Regions from separate parts of the Homo sapiens genome. Here region 2 is linked to region 1. The links are chromatin loops, found by intact Hi-C in ENCODE. Cell type or tissue: B cell. All regions are shown on one strand. Links, peaks and the distances in the headings refer to the core of each region. The heading gives the core; the rest is flanking DNA.

Region 1 (10,982 bases), core at 1,700-9,699:
ACCTCTCTGAAGGCAGGGGGAGATATTTGTGTCCCATATAAATGTCCACCAAAGGGTGACCTCAGCAGAGGAGGACTTTAAGAACCAAGTCGATAGGGTTCTATTGGCACCTGATAGTCTATTTCTCCATCCACCCCCCCCCCGTCATCACCCAATGACCTCACGAACAAAATAACCATGGTGGCACGAATGGAGGTTATATGTGGGCTCAGCAACATAGATGTCCACTCACCAAGGCCAACCTGGCTATGGCACCACTCAGTGCCGAATCTGCCAACAGCAGAGACCAACGCTGAGCCCCTGACATAGCGTCATTCTCCAGAGTCAGCCAGCCACCTGGTGGCAGGTTGATTACACTGGACCACTTCCATCATGGAAGGTGTAGCATTTTGTCCTTACTGGTATAGACACTTTGGATATGGATTTGCCTTTGCTGAGTGTAATGCTTCTGACAAAGATACCATCTGTGGACTTACAGAATACCTTATCCACTACTATGTTATTTCAAACAGCATTGCTTCTGATCAAGAAATTACCCTCACAGCAAAAGAAGTGCAGCAATGGGCCCGTGCTCATGAAATTCCCTGGTCTTACCCACCATCCTGCAGCAGCTATCTTGATAGAATGGTAGAATGGTCTTTCGAAGATTCATCTGGCATCAAGCTAGGTGGCAATACTACCAGGGCTGGGGCAAGGATCTTCAGAATATGCTCTAAATCAGCATCCAATATATGCTGCTGTTTTTCTGGTAGTCAGGATTCACAGGTCTAGGAATCAAGGGGTGAAAATGGAAGTGGCACCACTTACTGTTACCCATAGGGACTAATAAAATTTTTGCTTCCTGTTCCCATGACTTTATGCTCTGCTGACCTAGAGTTCATAGTTCTAGAGAGAGGAATGCTTCTACCAGAAGACACAACAATGATTTCGTTGAAGTGGAAGTTAAGACCCACCCAGTCTCTTTGGTCTCCTCATTCCTCTGAATCAACAGACCAAGAAGGGAGTTACAGTGCTGGCTGAGGTAACTGTTCTGAATACCAAGAGAGAAGTGGACTACTGCTCCACAATGGACATAAAGAAGAGTATGTCTGGAATACAGGCTATGCCCTAGAGAATCTTTTATTATTGCCATGACCTTTGATTAAAGTCAGTGGGAAACTATAACAATCCAACGAAGGCAGGACTATGAATGGCCCAGACTCTTCAGGAATAAAGATCTGAGTCACCCCTACCCCATAAAGAAACATAATCAGCTGAGGTGCTTGTTGAAGGCAAAGGGAATACAGAATGGGTAGTAGAAGAAGGCAGTTATCAATACCAGCTATGGCCATGTGACCAGTTACAAAAATGAAGACTGTAATTGTCATAAGTATTTTATCCTTATTTTGTTACAAGTATATTTGTTTTCTTTCCTCTTTTATTCCTCTTTTATCCACTTATCATGTAGCATAAGATGTATTAACTTTACATCAGTATTTTAGTATTATTAATTTTACATCATGGTATTTAAGTCACAGGATATTAGGGAAGAGTAAATATATCAGTTAAAGACTTTACCTCCTATTCTAGGAAAGGGATTTGTACATTTTTGTTGTATGCTGGATAGTAGTATCAGATTAAATGAAATTATGACCTAGTTGTCTTTATTTGGAGATCAAGTATGGTTTAAAGAGATGTTTATAAGAAACAAGTTGACAAGGGATGGACTTCTGATGGTTAATTTTATGTGTCAACTTGATGAGCTAAGGGATGCATGCCCAAACAGTGGGTAAAACATTATTTTGGGGTGTGTTTGTGAGGGTGTTTCTGGAAGGGATTAGGATTTGAATTGGTAGACTGAGTAAAGAAGATTGCCCTCCCAGTGTGGAATCATCTAATCAGTTGAGGGCTCAAAGAGAACAAAAGGGAGGAGGAAGGGCAAATTTGCTCTTTCTACTTGAGCTGGAACATTCATTTTCTCTTGCCCTCAGACATCAGCACTATCAGCACTTCTGGTTCTCAGGCCTTCAGACTTGGACCAGGAATTATATCATCAGCCCCCAGTTTTTGGGCCTTTGGGTTTGGACTGCAACTATACCACTGGCTTTCTGGGTCTCCAGCTTGCAGATGGCAGATCATGTGACTTCTCAGCTTCCATAATTGCATGAGCGAATTTCTCATAATAAATCTCTCTATATCTATATAAATATCCTATTGATTCTGTTTCTTTGGAAAACTCTGACTAATACAGCATCCAACCCGTTCTTACTAGGGGATGGTCAGGAAAGACTGAGAGGTGAGATGATGTGTTGGGGAGAAGGTGCAGAAGGCATTCCAGGTAAAGGAGGTAGCATGTGGTAGGATGTGGCTCCTGCTTACCCTAAAATCTGTGTTAAGGAATTTGGCCTTTATCTTTAGAGCAGTAGGGACCATGTAAGTATTTAAATAGAGGTGTGGCATACTAGATTTACATCCTAGAAAGAGCACCATGTCCCCTGATTCTCAAGGTTTGTGTTCAATTTAACAAGCATTAAATGAGCCCTTATTACAAGCAAAGCATCCCTCCTTTGTGCTTTTGGGAAAATTAGAACATAAAAATTTTTCATAGACATACCTATAAAAAATTAAAACTATATTGGTAACCTACATTTTAAGCATATGAATGCAATATATTTAAAGAATCTTGTTTTTTTTCCCAAAGTTAATTGCAATATGTTTACATTGGACACCAAGGGAAAAAAATATTTTAAAAGCTTACTGAGAATGAAAAGGAATACATTTGCAACTTCTAAGGTTGGGAGACTTGGTGGTTGCTTCATAAGTGTGCAGCAGAAGCAAGTTCATATGTATTCTGAAAGCATGTTTGATGCATGTGACTAGAATTTATGAAGAGGCAAAGCTATGTTCTTTATGAGCTCTAGGCCTTTCCTGCCTGGAAAGGACAGCCACCCTCTTGTGGGTGTCATATTTTGTCATCACTGCAGTGCAGGTGTGAGGAGCAGCCCCATACTCCACTTTTCCATGTGCCCAGTGTTGTCATTAGAGTCTTTGTACTGGCTTCAGTAAAACAATCTTCAGGACAGACTATCCTGCTCTGCCCTTATACCCTTTTTCTGATGTTGCACAGTATTTAGTCACTTCTGGGATTTCCTATCAGAGTTGAGAATTGTGGGAAGAGGAAAGGGATTTTCATAAGACTTTATTATATTACTTGGGTTCAGATTTGTACGTTCTTGATTGGTTCTCTCTGTTCAAAGGTCAAATTCACAATAGTGCTTTTGACTCTGCAAGAGATAGATTTTCTTTGTCTCCTGTAGAACATTCTTACTACCTATGAATAAAACTTTATAAATACCGCAATTATTTGGGTTCTATTTTTGTATTATTCTCTTTTTTTTATTGTAATTATTAAGAACATGAACTCTAGCTGGGTCCAAACCAGGCACTGAAACTAAGTCTGTAGTCTTAGGCAAATTTTTAAACCTCCTTTTGCCTTAGTTTTTCTCCTCTATTAATAGAGATAACAATTCTCCACTTTCATAGCATTGTAGTCAGCTATGATACATAAAGCCCTTAGAATACTACCTGTATGATACTACACAACATTGCATTTTGTAAATTGAGTACTTTGTAAAGCGCTTTGAAGGAAAGTCAGAATGAAAAAAATTCTCTGAAATGGGTAAATGCCAACTCCAGAATTAATATTAGACAGTTGATCGCATCGCATTTTAACACAACTTTGATGGCACATACAATGAACAGTGACTATACCCACATCTAAATTAGTGCTAAGAAATTAATAGCTAATTGAAACATTAATGTGGCCAGTATATTATCCATTTTGCTTTATTTTATAATTGTTTCTACTAAAGTAACAGATTTTTATATTGTGGGTTTTTTTTCTTTTGGTCTTTTTTTCAGGTTCAGAAGGAACATTTAAGTAACATGGGCCTAAGAGTTGTAACATCTTAACGCATGGTAAGATGTTAAAACAAATGTAGCCATCAGTGACGCCACTGAATTAATCAAGTAGTTGGTGCAAAAGTAATTGCAATTTTCTCCATCACTTAAAGGGCAAAAACCATAATTACTTTTGCACCAACCTAACAGAACTCAGATGCAGAAACATGCCCAACAGCCACAATGGCCTAAATGTACCTCTCCAAAGGGCCTTATTTACAATCGCCATAATATTAAAGTGAATCCTCTACCCCTTAGTAGGGCATAACTTGAAATAGTGAATTTTCCTTTGTTCATATTTAGAGGTTTCACATGTTTGGAATTCAACAACAGGGCTTAACTTCGATAAATCAGGAATCATGGGTCATGTTCAGAGAATGTAGGAAATAAATCTTTCTGTGTTGGCTCTATCCTTCTGAAGATCATATAAATATGCTCATGATTGGAAGCATGCATTCTTCTTTATAGATTTCAATTCTGAAAATAGAAAAGTTTACATCTATGGCATTTCTACTTAATTCATTCATCAAACATTTTTTCAAGGAACTCTTATGTCCCAGGCATTGTTCTGGGTACTGAAAAGCAGCAGTTAAAAAAAAAAAAAAGAGAATGACAAAAGTCTCCAACCTCAAAAAGCATACATTCTAATGGAGGGAGACAACAGAAAACAAGTGAGTACAAATAAAATGTCATATGGTGGTAAGTGTGAAGAAGAAAATAAAGCTAGGGTCTGAGAGGCAGCACTGCAATTTTAAAGAGAATGCAGCTTTAAATAGACTGCACCTTTAAATAGACCTGAGCAAGACTGCAACGTTTAGGCTGGGATGGCTGTAATCCCAGCACTTTGAGAGGCTGAGGTGGGAGGATCACCTTGAGGTTGTTAGAGGCTTCATGAGCTACGATCACGCCACCGCACTGCAGCCTGGGACACAGCTCAAGATCATATCTTAAATAAATAAATAAATAAAACAAAGAAGGCAACATTTAGCAAAGACTTGAAGGCAAGGAGGACATTCTTGAGGAAGAGTACTCCAGGCAAAGGAACCAACAGGAGCAACAGGTAAGGCATGTGTGGCGGGGCATGCACGGTGTGTGTGAGGAACAGCAACAAGGCCAATGTGGCTGAAGCGAAGTGAGCAAGGCAGGGCGAAACAAGGCAAACCACCAGAGGGGCAAAAAAGGAGCACATAAATTATACAGGAGCTTTTAGCTACTCCAGAGACTTTGGCTTTTGCTCTGGCTAATGGGAAACTGTCGGGGAGTTTTGAGAAGAGAAGTGCCATGATCTTACATTGTGAAGAGATCAGTATGCCTACTGTTAAGAGGCTACTTCTGTAATCCAGAGGAGAGATAATGGTGCCTTTGAGCATGGTGATATTTGTGGCAGTAGTGAGAAGTAGGTGGATCCTGGATATTTTTTAGTGTAAAATCAACAGGATTTGCAGATGGATGTGATGTGATGTGTAAGAGCGAGAGAAGAATCAAGAATGACACCCAAGTGTTTGGCTTGAGTGATGGAAAGTCTAGACTTGCCATTTGCTGAGATAAGAAACACATATTGGGAAAAACAGAGGTAGAGAGGAAGAAATCACACGTTCAATACTGGCTACGTTAAGTTCGATATCCTTATTTATCAGGTATCTAAACAGCGATGTTGAATAATGTCTTAGTTCACTTTGTGTTGATATAAATAACTACCTGAGACTGAATAACTTATACAGAAAACAGGTTTATTTGGCTGACAGTTCTGCAGACTGTACAAGAAGCATGGCACCAGCATCTGCTTCTGGTGAGGACCTCAGGAAGCCTCCAATCGTGGCAGAAGGGGAAGGGGAGTGGGCATTACATGGCAAGAGGAGGGAAGCAAGAGAGAGAGAGGGGCAGGTGCAAGGCTCTTTTTTAACAATCAGATCTCCCAGGAACCAACAGAGGGAGAACTAAGTTATTATGCAAGGACAAATGTTCATGAAAGATCCTGAATGTCCCAAATACCTGCCTCCAGGCCCCACCTCCAACATTGGGGAACAAATTATAACATAAAATTTAGAGGGTACAAATATTTAAAGTATATCAAAGAAAGAGTTTGCTTTAAGCATCATCTCTGTTCTGAATATATTACTTATAGCTGAGTGTTTCTGTAGTAATGAGACATTTGAATTGTTTCTTGGTGCAAACCATGTTTATGAACTTCTACAAGAAGTTCAGAACCTCAACACTGCTTTCAGGAAAAGCAAACTAGTAACAGTAAGATATCAGTTGTGTGCTTCTGATGTAGAAAAAGAGTCCCAAAATAGAGCTAACTCTGTCTAGAAAAGCTGCAAGAGGTTACCAAAGAGTAAAACCAAAGATTTTACTGCAGTGAGCTATTACACAGGCAGTGGTTTTAGGGTCTTCGCACTCTTCGGTGCTAAGTATAAATCGGTTTGATTTTCAAGCACAAGAGAAAACAATGTTTCTTGTGCCAGGTATGTATTTATGCACAAACTAGTTTGAAAGGCTTCAGCGTGAATGCCCAAATTACAATTGACCTCTGTTAGTCTCAGCAGTAGCACCAAGAAATGGAGCATAAGAAATGAAAAGAAAGAAATGTCAGGATACATTTGTAGCAACAGAGAAATGGCGGTGAGAAAATCTCAGGAAATACAAAGCTTACAGTAAAATTAAAAATCTAAATGCCTGCTGGAGAAAGGTGGTAATGTCAATGGGTAAAGCCAGCCTAGCACACACACAATAACAGGAAGTGGTGGGGACTGCGGTGACCTGCAGGGCAGGCACTGGTGGGAAGTGGGGAGGGCTGAAGCTACAAAAGGTGGGGGATGTTCTCCGTTGCCAAGTAGGACTAGGAGGAAGCACAGTGCAGACAGATTTTGCCTTATTTCCAGAAAAGCCAGAAATCTGGATATTTACATGAAATCTCCTGATTTTTAAATGTTGGCATTTAGTTCACATTTTCAAAAAACACTGTGGAAGCCAAACAAAACATATCTGCAGGCTGCTTTTGATCTGTAATTTCTAACTTTGCAACTTCTAACTTTGCCATTTACATACAAACAGTTTTAATTATTGAGTAAACTGAGCCATTAAATCCCTACATAGTTATGACAATGATTTCCCCTACACAGAAGAAACAGAAGAAACCATTTTTTTATGACCTGAAGCTTCTGTTGCAGTATGAAATCATGTTATTCAAATACTAGCAGAGGAAAAGCAAAATAATAGAATAAAAATAATTCCTTTCCTTTTCAGAATTTTTACAAATGAAAGTTGTCAACTTTTATTACTACTTTTGCATAAATCTTCTGAAAGTTAAGTCACCATTAAACTAAATATGATGTGGAATAAGGTAGAGTTACGCTCTGCTGCTTCTGAAATAGGTTGACATTTTATAAGATTCTCCTGGAATATTCCTCTGAAGGATGTTGGGTTTCAGAAATCATATAAGCTGATGGAAAACGACTGGTTCTGACTGAAATGAACAAGTGGAAGGAGAGATTTTCATTATGACTAAGGCTATTTCATAGTCTTTCCCAGTAACTCATTTTCTCCATCATTCTATCTGGAAATCTTCATTGAAAAGCAAGAATACCAGACAATTGGATAGATTTGAAGGAATGCTTAAACTCGATTCATTCTCATAGCCTAAGCAGGCCTCTGGACCATGCTTCAAGCACTGTGATTTGAGAGGAATCTGAGAAATGTTCTATCTTCCAGGGAAATTTCCTAAGAATCTTTTGCCCTGTGGTGGCTTTATTTCTACCTATACCTATAGATTTGGAGGAGAGAGGGTCTTCATTTTTCTCCTCTAAATTAATTGAGAGAATAGACATTCCTAGAGTGGGGGTAATATCTTAAAACCCTTACCAGCTAATGGTTAAGGCAGGAAAATGACTTTTTGTTCCCCCAGCAGGAGCAGGGAGCCAACAGGGCAAGACTATAAAGTAATGGCAGAAGCTCCGGAAGTCTGGAAACAGTATGAACTGGAAGTGTCAGAGTGTCACTCAATTCTGCCTAGAGCAAGAGTTCAGACAGCCTTCAAATCACTTTGGATAAACACAGGAGGCAGCCAGGGAAACAAAGCACTGTGGAGTTCAGTGTTCATTGCCCGGATGGGCTGATGGGCTCGTTGAGGAGAGGGAGTTTATTTTAAACATCTTTTGTGCCTCTTTGCAATGCCTGGTGCAGGGTTAGGCATACATCTTAGATGTAATAAATACAAGTTTAAATGAGTACAACATCTTCAGATGGATTTGTGACTCTAGTGTCAGACTATTGTATATATTATCATTTGACATTTCAAAATCATTTATATTCTATCATACTAAAAGGCTCACACATGCATGTATTGTTGAAGTTATTAATGGTTTCTTACCTAATTCAGGCACATTAAGTCTGCAGGTTAAATGCCAAGAAGTAGACTTTCAATATAACTAAAACATGCTCCTTAGAAGCAACCAAATTGTTTTAAGTATTTTAATTAAGATACTTATAAAATTACTGCACTCTTTCTTGCTTCACAAATTAGAGTTAAGTATAAAGAGCAAAACTGAACTATTTCTTAATCACTGCAAAAGATCATCCATCACATCTGTTGCATTAACACTTTAGGATTATTGTTGGTCTAGAGCATCTTACTTCAGTGCTCTACGGCTTAAAGCAGCTATGCTTTTTAGATCCTTTGCTTGCTTTTGACAATTTTTCTGTCTCTTTCCTTACTGAAAATAGTCAGTGGATCTTTTACTATCACCCTCCCACCTTTCTTAATTTGCTAACTCTAACATGCAATGGCCTGAGAAACCAGATTTCTAAGCTTAATAGGAAGGTGTATCAAAGAATAATAGCTCATACTTGTGCATTTTCTGTGTGCTAGGTTCTGTTCTGTGAATTTTAAATAGGTAATCTGATTTAATCCTCTATGAACCCTACAATGAAAATACTATTTTACAGGTGAGAGAACTGACACAAAGAGCTTGAGAAACTTGCCAAGTTCATATAATTAGTAAGTAGGGGAGACACAATCTGTATTCAGGCCATCTGACCACTGTACCATGCTATGGATTGTTTTTGAGTAAAAGAATGGATGATTCTTTCATTAATAAAATTCATGGATTGCAATGCATGGATTTTGTGACACCAATTGTGTTTATCTACAAGTCTTTAAAAAGTCCCTTCTGCTCTTCAGCTGTGTTCTGGATCGTTGATGTTAACATTTGGATGACCTCTGAAAAAGTCAGAGTTATGGTATTTTAAATGTAGGGAAGGCATTTATATTTTCTGGCTTAGTCTTTTCACAAGATTAGTTTCAAAAGGTGAGTAGGGTTCTTGTTTGGTCTCATCAGTGATAAATCAAAATTTCCTCAGGTTCTTCAGGGAATTTAAAAAGTCCTCATTGCTTGAAATGAAAATAGAAAATGACTTCGAAGTTAGAGAGATTAAGGATAATTTTAGTAAACTTCACTCTCGCCCCCATTTTATACTAATCCCAAATCATTTCAGGAAAACTTTTAACAACTAGGGGAAAAGATGCATGGGGAGGGCTATGGAGGAAAAAGTGATGTTGGAAAAGCTTGGCTCAAGAGGAAGCTGCTGAATGTAGGTTGGTCATTTACCTGAACTTCAGCAGGACTTACTTTGTGAACTTTGAGGAGATTTGCTGACATAAAGGTTAGAAGTGGTAAGCCTGGGGACAGAAGCTGCTGTTGAAAATGTGGTCCTCCAAAAAAGAAGGAAGTTCTTACACTGCCACGTGCTCCAGGGCAGCTGCCAGCTAGCCATGTGTTTGCTCAGTGATTTCTTTGGCACTTTGCAAGATCTTGCAGGATTTCAGGATATTAGTGTTTCCCCCGACTTACTCTTCATAAATGGTCTCTTTAGACACCCTTTGCTGCCAGTTAGCTCTATGTGAAACACTTTAAAAAAAAAAAAAAAAAAAAAAAAAAAAAAAGGAGAGGATGTCTTTCTCTTTTCTATTGCTTTACCAGGTTAGAGAACATTATTTCTCTTTGGAGGGTCATCTTATTACTTTTCTGTTGATCTTATTTATATTATTTTGTTGATTTTTCATTTCTCAAGGAGGAAAAACTCATCTGACCCCATGGTATAGATACTTTTTTGTTTGTTTCAAAGATCTGAAATATACAGTAATTTCTCAGTCTTGGATCATTTCTCTCTACCAAGTTAGATTATTAGTCAACATTCCCACATGCCAATATGACTGTGCTTGACTGAATTACATCAGAAATGTATAATTCCAGTCAAGTTCTCATATTTGGTAGAGCATTTCTTTGGATAAATTCTCTGGGTCTTAACTTCCTTTTTTTCCAAATGTTGTCTTAATAGCTCTGTAGTGAGAGGAAGCAATTCTGTTTAAGAAACAGCACATAAGGGAAGACAAAATAAGGACCAAGCCAGTAAACAGCAGCATGGGAACAAGCCTAGAGTAAAAAAAGAAGAGATCTCAGATCTGCTTGGGTTGGGTGTGCTGATGTCAGGATTTCTATTGAATGGGATTCCCCAGCCATTGGGGGTGGGAGAGGGAGAAGTACTAACAGGGAAGCTGAATGTGCCACTGTTAGGTCAGATGAAAATGTGTGGGCAGGTAGTGGAAGATAGCGGCCTTCCCATCCTCCATGCCCCCCCCCCACAGCATATGTGCAAAGTTCTGAGTGGGTAAGTGAGCTCTGGCATCAGAGTCCCTGAATCCAGATCCATTCACTGCCAGTTACTAACAAGTTATTTAACCATTCAAGGCCTCTATTTCCTTGTCTCTGAAATCAGGATAATATACCTGCCTCATTGGGTTGCAGTGAGGAGTCAAGGAGATGGTTCAGGCAAAACACTTCGCACACAGCCTGACACATGGCTCAAGAATAAAGCAATCAAGGATTTTTTTCTTTCTGTAAAGCATATATTATATGAAACGTTTGTCAGGTTCTTCACTCATTGTAAATTAGGCAAGGAGGAAAGGATAATACAGCATTGGTATGAGAGGAGAGAGAGGGAAAACAGGTGCCCAAAATGGAACAACCCCAATGAGATGGAGAACT
Region 2 (10,982 bases), core at 881-8,880, 360 kb after region 1:
TTTATAAGTTACCCAGCCTCAGGTATTCCTTTATAGCAGTACAAAGGGACTAAAACATTGCCCCAACAAACAAACCCCCAAAACTCAACCATGGTAACAGTTTATTTGCTCAACCCCCCCATTGGATGAGAGTCTGAAGACCATTGTCCATCTCATAGCCAAGCTATTAGGTCCCCATGGCTCCAAGGGTCACTTGGAGTTGTGGAAGTGAGGACTGGAGTGTCGCTCTGATTTTAAAGGCCAACTCTGGGTTACATATTTCATTAGCTAAAACAGTAGATTTCCATGAATTTCCAGAAAGAGGAAATGCTATGGGAGACACATAGCTTTGTCTCCACCACCGATCTTATTAGCTTTCTTGCCATTGCAGCCTGAAGACATCTTTGAAAACTGGACCCAGCTTATCTACTATCATTCTCACTTAACATGATAATAAATTTTATACCCACAGGAATCCTTATAAGTCAATATTATTATTTTCATGTTATAAATGAGGAAACTGAGGTTTAGAGAAGTTAAATAGCACAATTGAGTTCACATTTGGGTATTTTACAAAAATTTTTCAAATAACCAACTTTCTTTCCACACTGAAAATTTAAGATGCTAAAGCTCTTATTGCATTCAACATTTAAGAGCCCAAGATATATAGATATTGGCAGAAACTCTAAGAGATCATTCAGTACATTAGTTCTTATCTCTATCTGACCCAATGCTGCCTTTTAATAATTAATAGTTTGTAATGCCTTCTTGGTAAACATGAAATAAAATTAATAATAAAATATAATATTCAATAGGCAAAACTAGACTAGAAGAAACTGAGAAAATGAAAGCAGCTGAATTAGTCAATGATTGCTGCATTACAAACCTCAAAATCTCAATGGTTTTAAAAAGTAAATATTTATTTTTCACAAAATTGAAAGTTAATGGAGACACCTTTGCTGAGGTTACTCTGCTCCAGGAGATCCTCATGCTCTTCCTGAGACCAATAGGCAAAATGGAGCACTGTCTTCTGTTGACTATGGCAATAGGAAAAGTAGGAAAAAACAAGCCCTCTCAAGGTGGCATGTGCCACCATACTTAGCTAATAGTTAAATTTTTTGGTAGAGACAATGTCTCATTATATTGCCTTTGTTGGTCTTGAACTCATGGGCTCAAGCGATCTTCCTGCCTTGGCCTCCCAAAGTGCTGGGATTACAAGAATGAGCTACCATGGCCTGGCCCAGCTTGGCATTCTTTGGCTTATAGATATATCACTCTAATCACTGCCTTTATCACTAGGCTCGGGACCAATGCCATGTCATGTCTGCTCACATTTCATGGTCCAAAGCAAGTCACTAAGTCAAGGGGCAGAGAAAGTTACTACTTCGAGTGGGAGGAGTGGCACAGTTACATGGCAAAAAGTATGGATACAGGGAGGGATGGAGAATTGGGTCCCCTAATTGATCTAACTCAATGCCTGAGTATTACTAGTCTTTCAAGACCCTGATCCCCATGCATCCAGCTTCTGTTGGAGCCCTGTATTAATTGCTAGGGCTGCCACAAACTTGGAGGCACAAACAACAGAAATGTACCCTCTCTCAGTTCTGGAATCCAGATATCTGAAATCAAGGTGTCAACAGATTTCATTTCTTCTAAGGGCTATAAGAATCTGTTCCATGCCTTGCTCCTAGCTTCTGATGATTTGCTGACCATCTTGTCATTCTTCTTTTTTTTTTTCTTTTGAGACAGGATCTCTCTCTGTCACCCAAGTAGGAGTGCAGTGGCATGATCCGGCTCACTGCAACCCCTGCCTTCTGGGTTCAAGTGATCCTCCCACCTCAGCCTCCTGAGTAGCTGGAACTACAGGTGTGCACCACCATGCTTGGTTAATTTTTAAATTTTTTTGTACAGATGATATCTCACTATATTCCCTTCACTGGTCTTAAACTCATGGGTGGAAGCGATCCTCCTGCCTCAGCCTCCCAAAGTTCTGGGATTACAGGCATGAGCTACCTTGGCCTGGCCCAGCTTGACATTCTTTGGCTTATAGACACATCACTCCAGTCACTGCCTTTATCTTTCCATGGCATTCTTCCTGCATGTGTGTCTGCATCCTCATTACCCTCTATGTAAGGACACCAGTCATATTGGATTAGGAGTCCTCCATACTCCAGTATGACCTTAATATAATTACATATCTGATGATCCTATTTCCAAATAAGGTCACATTCAGAGGCACAGGTGTTAAAAACTTGTGATGGCTAATTTTATGTGTCAACTTGGCTGAGCTAAGGGATGCCCAGGTAGCTGGAAAATTTATTTCTGGTTGTGTTCATGATGGTATTTTTGGAAGAGATTAACATTTGAATTCATAAACTGAGCAAAGAAGAACCACTTTCCCCAGTGTGGTTGGGCATCCAAGCCACTGGGACATCCATCTTCTGCCCTTGGACATCAGTGCTCCTAGTTTCTGGGCCTTCGAACTCAAATTGGAACTTACACCATTGGCTGTCCTGGTTCTCTGGCCTGTGGGCTTGAATTGGAACTATACCATTAGCTTTCTGGGCCTTCAGCTTGCAGATGGCAGAATGGTGAGATTTCTTATCCTTCATAATCACGCAAGCCAAGCCCTCATAATAAAGCTGTTTTTATATATCTATATTTTAATCTATATCTTATTGCTTCTGTTTCTCTGGAGAACGCTGACCAACACAGACTTTAGCATATAAATTTGCAGGGCAGGAGGTGGGACACAATTCAGCCCCTAACAACCCCCAACTGATTTTGAAGTGTGAAGGGAATGAGATGGCGGAGGGGAAGTAAAGGCAGGATCACTGTGCTACTACCTACTAGTCATAAGCCTGGTTGAAAATAAAATAAAGGAAATGTTTGCATAGTAGAGTCCAGAGGAGATAAGAGGAGGTGAAATCACATGCATTGGTGAGAGATTTGTCTTTACAAGCAAAACAAATTTTAAAAAACTAATAAAACACAAATTTTAGAAAACCCTTTATATTCTCTGACAAGACAACTTTTATCTTACAGATGAAACATTCATTAACACATACTGGGTGCCTACTGTGTGTCAGGCATATTATCTTCTATCCCACAATAACCTGAAAGTATGGCACCACTGTCTTCACTTTATATATGAGAAACCTGAAACCAAGAGAAATCAGAAAAATAGTTTGGCTCATAGTTTATAAAGCATGAGGTTCTCCAAACCCAAGCATGCCTGTTTCATCTCAACCACTTGTCTGTTGCTGAGTAACTTGAGAAAATCCCAGATGTCATTGACTAGGAAATGATGTCCTGAAATCCCTCCTGTTTGGTCAGTGTTTCCCATGGGATAATAGATAAGAGGACAGCTTGATTACCCTATTTTTTTTTTTTTTTTTTTTTTTTTTGGCCTCTGAGGTCCACCTTTAGGAACACCTTTAATCATAAATTCTTAACACTTTACCTCCTCCAGGTAGAATAGTAAAATTTCTCCTCTTGTTCTTGAGACCTTTTCCAGGCTTTCCTTATAACATTCATCATGTACTAATCAATTTGCTTATTCATGCTTTCCTTTGTAATTCAACTGAAGTCCAGAATTTTCTTTTGTCTTTGTATCTCCAATGCCTAATATACTGACTGACACATGTCGGGGAGGGACTTAGTGGGAGATGACTGGATCATGGGGGCGGTTTCCCCATGCTGTTCTCCTGATAGTGAGTGAGTTCTCACAAGATCTAATGGTTTTATAAGGGACTCTTCCCCCTTCACTCTCTCTCTCTCTTTCCTGCTGCCTTGTGAAGAAGGTGCTTGCTTCCCCTTCTCCTTCCACCATGATTGTAGATTTACTGAGTCCTCCCCAGCCATGTGGAACTGTGAGTCAATTAAACCTCTTTCCTTTTAAATTACCCAGTCTTGGGTGTTTATAGCAGTGGGAAAACAGACTAATGTATCAACATATGCAAATAGAATTTGCATATGTTGGAGACAGAAAATCTCTCTCTCTCTCTCTCTCTCTTTCCCTCTTTCTCTTTCTCTCCTATTAATTCAATTAATTTTCTCAAGAACCAAGTGAGGAACGTGCTCCTATTGCCCACATTTTGCAAAAAACACTGAGATTTAACAAAACGAAGTATCTTGCCCCAAGTCACCCATCTAAGAAGTGGAAGAGCCAGTCAAGGCCTTGGTCTGCCCGTGCCTGCCAGTGCTCTTGATAACACAATATGGAAAGTGCCCTTTAACAATGATTGGCAGTCAGTTAATTACTTTAGGATTTCATTCTAACCTTAGAAAATCTTCCCTCTCCTTTTCCAATAACGGATATAAAATAGAGGAACCTCATTTGTGTTGAGGACAGGAACCCGACACTTCTATCTGTGTCAATAGTCTCTGGCTCAGTGACTACCATATATGGGTGCTCAGTAAATCCGTAGGAGCCCAATACAGGACATGTTCAATCTTTATGCTAGAGGTGTCTTGGGCACAGAGGGCCAGGATGACCTTTCCAAGATCAAACCCATGCCTCTTGGCTCAAACCCTAATCCATCTCTAGAACCTGGGGATGTATATTATATAATGTTCTATAAACTTTATATAATTTGTCCTCATGATACTTGCTTGGGTAAGTATGAGAATTATTTCCATTCACATGAAAAAAAGGTGGTCTTGGAGAAATGCTAAATGACTTGCCCAAGTTCACATAGCTAGTAAGTGGCAGAGCTAAACTTTAGACCCAGGTTTCTTTCTCCCCAGCCCCTCTGCATTTTCTCCAGCGTAGTCTACCAACAAATCAGCACTGTTTACTTGGAGATTTTCAAACTGGCTGCAACGTGACCTGTTGAGGCCACACACATATAAAAGAGGGAGGGAGCTGTATTCTTTACTCTGTGCCAGATTTTGCTCAGATATGAAAATAAAGCTACTGAAAACTGTAGAACAGAAGCTGTTGACACTTTTTCCTCAAAGACTGGTAATAGGTCTTCAAGAATCCAGACACATGTTGCAGTCCAGTTTATCTACAGCCAAGAGTGTATTTACAGGATAGCAATTAGCTGTGGTCTCTCCAGTCAAGGAACAGGATTAACCTAATTAGCCACTAATGTCACCAAATGCATGACCTGAAAAGGCAGGCAGGGGCTGCCCAAGCTGGAATAGCCAGCCACCAACAGTAGTTTAGAGTACCTCATACAGAGGAGGAGACTTATTTCAGTAGCATTTCAATTAAACACATCACTAAATCATACAGACACATGCAAATATAAAAATGCAAATTTGAAATACAACACTTTCTTGTAGGTGATTTTGGGACTGAAACAGGGGACTGAAACTTCACACAACCACTGTTTTGTCTCCGGTGGATTCCTAGGGAGTATCTCAGTGCCTTGCACTCAATACTGTTTACTGAGTAAAGGAATCAATGAGTACAAACATGATCTTATGAAAGCAAAATCACTTATAAAGCTACATACATCTCTAATTCTCATTTGGTTTTAACTTCCCCATTGCAATTAAAAGTCTACCTTCATTTCCACGCATATCAACCAATATCCCCCAAAAAGAAAGTTGCATGAAAAAAGTTGCATGAAAAAAACAGAAAAGTTGCATTAAAAAAACAGAATTCCCACCGTGTCCCAGATTTTCCAAATAATCCTGCCATTCGGAAGCCTGTTCATAGCCCCAAAGTACTGAAAGGCCTTGCAAAATGCTCATAGGTGGAACAGCAGGAAGCATCTAGAGCCATCTCAGAGGGAGCCTTCTGCTTCCAGAAATAAATTCACACATTCACAGGTGCTTCCTGTTTTTTCAAACACCTTGCCCACCTTCTGCACACCAAGCGTGGATTCTGCAAAACGTGAGCCCAACAGGAAGCTGCCTGCAATTTCAGGTAGCTTTTCTGACTCTTAAAGAGATCTCAAGTATACCTTCAGAGAAATGCCAGCAAAAACTGTAGTCATTTGGGAAGGAATAAGCCTGGAAGAAAAAGATACAACGAACTAGCACAACGAGGGTGAGAACATTTTTCATGAAAATGCTGTTTGTAAATTACATTTTTAAACAAATAAATGTGTTTTCTTTAGGTTTTTAGCTCCTGTGGGTGGAATTAGGAGAACCAACTGTAAGTGGGTGGTGTTTGTCATATCTCTGCTGTGAGGGAGGAAGAAGAAGGAGGAAGGCTGGGGTGGAGAGGAGGAAGGAGACCCGCATGGCTGGAATGTCTCCACTGAGCTCAGGGGGATGAATTCCTCTGAGACTTCTTCTATTTCAGGAAGCTCACAAACCCTTCCTGAGATCTCAGAATAACCTTGAAATGAACATGTAGAACATTGATTAAGTTGTGAGAGTGTTCACAGTAAGCTTTGATTGAACTATTCTAGGGAATTTCTTCTTAACATGGTCACAGGTGGATGAGTTGGGAAGAAAATGCCATGGGCGCCGTACTCAGTTTTAAAATGAATTCAGAGAAGTTGTTCAAGGTGGTGAGTGCCATGTCACATATCATAGGTCTTGGATAATTTAGGGTGATTTTTTAATTGTAATTAAAACTACTAATTGCATAATTACTGCTAACACTACTGGTTCAGTTCCAAGTATGTATTCTTACATTTGCTTTTGTTTTGTTCTGTATTTTCCCAGCCATATTGCCAAATTAAGTTAAATCACGTAAATAATTTTGCTTATTAAATTGACTTCTTAATGTTCTTTTTTTCTGAAATGAAACTAAAAACAATATCTACAAAGTCAAGCTTATTCAACTTAACTGGTAAAAGGGCTGCATGGGAGAATGTTTCTCAGCTGAAATTCAAAGAAATGTCTTTAACCTACAATGGTCAGAACTGGTCCATATAAATCCTCTCTGAGCTCACCTTTGGCAGTGAATTAAGGGAACAAAGTTAAGAGCGATTAGCTTTGTTTTGCTTGTAGTAACAAAAATAGAAACATCTGAACATCTTATATGACCAATAGAAGCTTTCTAATCCTTTTTTAAAGGAAACTTTATACACCTAAGGGTTTGAAATACATTAATACTTTTTTTTTTTTTGAGATGGAGTCTCGCACTGTCGACCGGGCTGGAGTGCAGTGGCGCGATCTCAGCTCACTGCAACCTCCGCCTCCTGACTTCAAGTGATTCTCCTGCCTCAGCCTCCCAATGGCTGGGATTACAGGTGCCTGTCACCATGCCCAGCTAATTTTTTGTATTTTTAGTAGAGATGGGGTTTCCCTATGTTGGCCAAGCTGGTCTCAAACTCCTGACCTCGTGATCCGCCCGCCTCGGCCTCTCAAAGTGCTGGGATTACAGGCATGAGCCACCGCTACATAAATAATTTTTTTTTAACTTTAAACTCTGTTCTACACAAGAAATTATTTATCTTCCACCTGCCCTATGTGGTTTGGTGAAGCACCATGTCACCATGTGCATATGGCTATTAAAGATCCAATATGAACATGCTATAGTTTCAAACAAGTTGCTGTCCAGAAAGAACCTGACATCCTCTCGGGACACACACATATCACAGTAAAATGATACCAGATAATGGCAAAGGAGGGATGGAGTCTAGACTTGGTCCTATTATTTACCAAGTATCTCTAGGTTTCCATTTTCTCATTAGCAAAAAGAGGAAATTGGATTATGTGTTCTGTAAAACTGCTCCTAGCTTTAAAGTGTATTGATTATTAGGTTTTAAGAAGATCTGAAATAAAAGACGGCACATGCTAAGTGGCAGATGAGCTGCTATAATGGTTCTGAAAAGGAAGTGACTGCATAGGGTTGGAGCATCTGGGAAAGCCCCCGTGGGGTTGAGAGGTGTGGCTGGCTCTAGAAAATGGGCAGAACCTAAGAAGGTAGAGATGAGGGGGAGCAGTTCACAGGGCACACTCAGGAGACCAGGGGATGCTCGACTGTGGCTAGATCCAGACAGACCCCCGATGCACATGTGAGTGCTAGAGAAAATCTTGTTTCTTGCCACCTTAATGAATGAGGATAATAAGATCACTTGTGGGAAAGTTTTAGTAGCTAAGACTGCTGATCCAATGGGCAAAGCATCTTCAAAGGAAAGCCCGCAAGATGGGCCATGTTAAACCCAGAACTTTTGCCAAGGCTCTTTGGCTTCTCCGCACCAGGGAGGTCTCAGTCAGTACTTCGTACTGCAACTATGCCCTCACATGACTCCTCTCTTTTAAATAGCTGGAAGTCTCTTAAACAGGTTCAAAAAACAAGACTTCCTAATACAAAACCAAACAAATTCTGCCATCTCTTAGCTCTGTGACCTTGAAAAGTTTGTTTTAAATGAAATAGCTCAAGGATAGAGAAAATTATCTAGAATGAAATAATAAGTGTCCATATGCTTGTCATCCAGCTTTGTTACATGTTATTGCTCTTAGTTATTTTCTCATAGTTATTTCAGATTTTTCACAAGGAAAGAAAGGTTAAAGTTGACTCTAATTATGTACTACCTTTCAAGCCAATTCTCTTCCTCTCTCTCTCTTTCTCTTTCTCTCTGTCTCTGTATCCAGGAGTAAACACATTTTGAATTTGATGTTTATCTTCCCGTGATGTTTCTGTATTTATGCTCCATAGACACCTACAAATAATATTGAGTATTGTTTTGTGTCCCTAGATGTTATATGAATGGTATCATACTTTGCATTTCTTTTAATATCTGGCTTTGGTAATTCACCATTAAATTGTTGAGGTTTATCCATGTTGATACACATTATTTTCACTGCTACATAGTATTCCACTGAATCATTATTCCAAAATTTATCAATCTATTTTCTTGTTAGTGGAATCTTGGGTTGTTTAAAAGATCTTTCTATCTCGAATAATGTTGCAACATAGCCCTCTCACGTGTTTCCTCCACATAGGTCAAAGCTTACCTAGGAGCCATTGGAGGACACATATACTGTTAGTTTTGGAAGGTATTATATAACTGCTCTGTCCTTTTCTAACAGTGACAGCTTCCAATTCTCTACATCCTTGCCCACGTGCAACATTTTAATCCTTTTCAATTTGATAGGTATACTATTTTAATGTATGTTTACATGCTATAAAAGCCTTTTATGCTCCATTGTACAGAATACTGAAGTAAAATCTCTATTTCTCTTGCTGCATAGCCCAGTCTAGTTCCTTTTAGGACTAATCTAATTCCTTTCAGTTTATGGTATTTTGGTTACCAAATTAGACACTGTTTTTCTTTGAGTAAATATATCTCAAAGCAAGTGTTGACTTTGCACAGTAACAATGAAAGGTAAATTGTTTGCAAAAGTAGAGATAATATCACTGTGCCAACTTTAAGGTTCAGAAAACATCCCTTGATTTCGTATCCCATTTTCTTTCCCTTTGGTCCTCCCACCAGTTGATAACCACCATGAACAGCCAAAATACTGCATGCAAAATTATATTTGTGATATTTGCAGCTTGACTTAAGAAAATGAAGTAGCCGAAAATCTGAGAAATATGTCCTCTTGTCACTTTCCTGTCCTTGTGCAGTGCTGAGGGATTTCAGACACAAACAGGTCCCCATTAGGCTCGAATCACTTTGATAAATCTCTGATAAGCATCAAGGTTCTGGGGCTTTTTACAGAAAAGAATTTCTTTTTCTTTATTTTTTAATTTCTGAATTTCATTGGGCAGATGAAAGTTCCTCTGTTTCTTTAGAAAATCACCCTCTGTTTTTTACGCAGTTCATGATGTACTTTCTTCTTTCACTCGGACAGGATTTAGAAGAGCAATCTGGCATTCATCTCAGTGAAAGCATCAAAATATCTAACTCTGTCAGATCATTAAATAGAACACTATATAGTTATAAAATACACATCTTAAACCATTTATAAAAGGTCATTGAGGAATCTTAAGTGATCTGAAAAATGTTCATGAGATAAAGCTCAGGCAGTGGAAATAAACTATATGTATATGTGCATATCAAAAACAGTTCCATCTCTATCTTTCAATCTATTTCTCATCAATCTATCTAGATAAAAGAAATATACCAAAATGCTAACAATGAATATCTTCCAGTGAAGAGATCATGAATTATTAAACACTTAAAAATATATTTCTGATTTTCCAATAGTTCTACCATGAACATATATTATTTTTATGACCTAAAATGATTAGAACAAAAGGCACTTATTAATAAAAAAGATAATGTAACAAAGTTCTAAGAAGACATAGTCTTATAGTATGGAGGCTTGATAAAGAAATTTAATATATTCAGTTACTTTTCTTTTGACTTTCCTTTTATTTTTCTTTTTGCAAACTCTTTCTGAGTTGAACATAGGTTTGGGAAAATAACAGAATTGTAACTTTCCACATATATTTCTTAAACATACGTTTAGTAAATTTAGACATGTACAAGTATGTCTAAATGGTAGCCTGCTGTGGTTTATTTGCATAAAGGGCAGAGGGTCTCAGTAATAACAAGTTATTATTTTCTTAAGGTTGATGGTTAGTACCATCATGTTCCCCCCAAAACCCCACTCATTGTGGCATGGGGAATAATTTAACCTTCCAAGCATTGGGAGGCATGTCAGTAGAGGAAGGCAGTCATCATCACAGGAGAGTTGTTGTACACAGGTTGAATTGGGGTTGTCCTTTGGCTAAAGAACTCAGTTGCACCTTCATACAGTGACAACAAGCTTCCTGCCCCTCCTTCAGAGAAGAGCCATGGCCCTCAGTAGAGGGAGCTATAACAGAGAATGAGTTAAATGAATGCTTTATTAACCAGTGTTGGTTCAAATCAATAAGTCACAGAATGCCCAGTTTCATTCATATCCGTCAACGCATCGTTACATCCATATGGAGGTACAGAAAGGAAGGACAGTAGGTGGATGATGTTGTGGGGATCTCCTACCCCTCCTGAGTTCCTATTACATCTATTATAATCACAATCCTACACTTATTTCTTGAGTAAACAAATACGGAGATTTTTTAAATATGCTGCTTTATCCTAACTTGGTAAAACCCCTATATACAATTACCTAAAACTAGGGGGAGAATTTAAATACAG

The links. Peaks named below come from ENCODE experiments on the same cell type or tissue, not always from the same donor. Only the 100,000 strongest peaks of a DNase experiment are listed, where the experiment ranks them.
Region 2: it touches region 1 in a loop (8-fold over the local background); 2 of 110 quality-filtered maps call a loop at or near these places.

The regions. Positions count from the first base shown.
Region 1 is chr12:67,624,237-67,635,218 of GRCh38, forward strand. No RefSeq gene overlaps it. Among named protein-coding and RNA genes, the nearest start is that of DYRK2, 19 kb to the right of the region's middle. In B cell, for the core only: no CTCF peak of the experiment used is centred there; DNase peaks (open chromatin) are centred at 6,685 and 9,665; H3K4me3 peaks cover 1,423 bases; H3K27ac peaks cover 3,852 bases.
Region 2 is chr12:67,983,597-67,994,578 of GRCh38, forward strand. IFNG-AS1 (IFNG regulatory antisense RNA 1) reads left to right here and starts at 5,851. Exons shown (of 4, transcript NR_104125.3): 1 at 5,851-5,983. In B cell, for the core only: no CTCF peak of the experiment used is centred there; DNase peaks (open chromatin) are centred at 5,375, 5,795, 6,075 and 7,755; H3K4me3 peaks cover 4,287 bases; H3K27ac peaks cover 5,309 bases.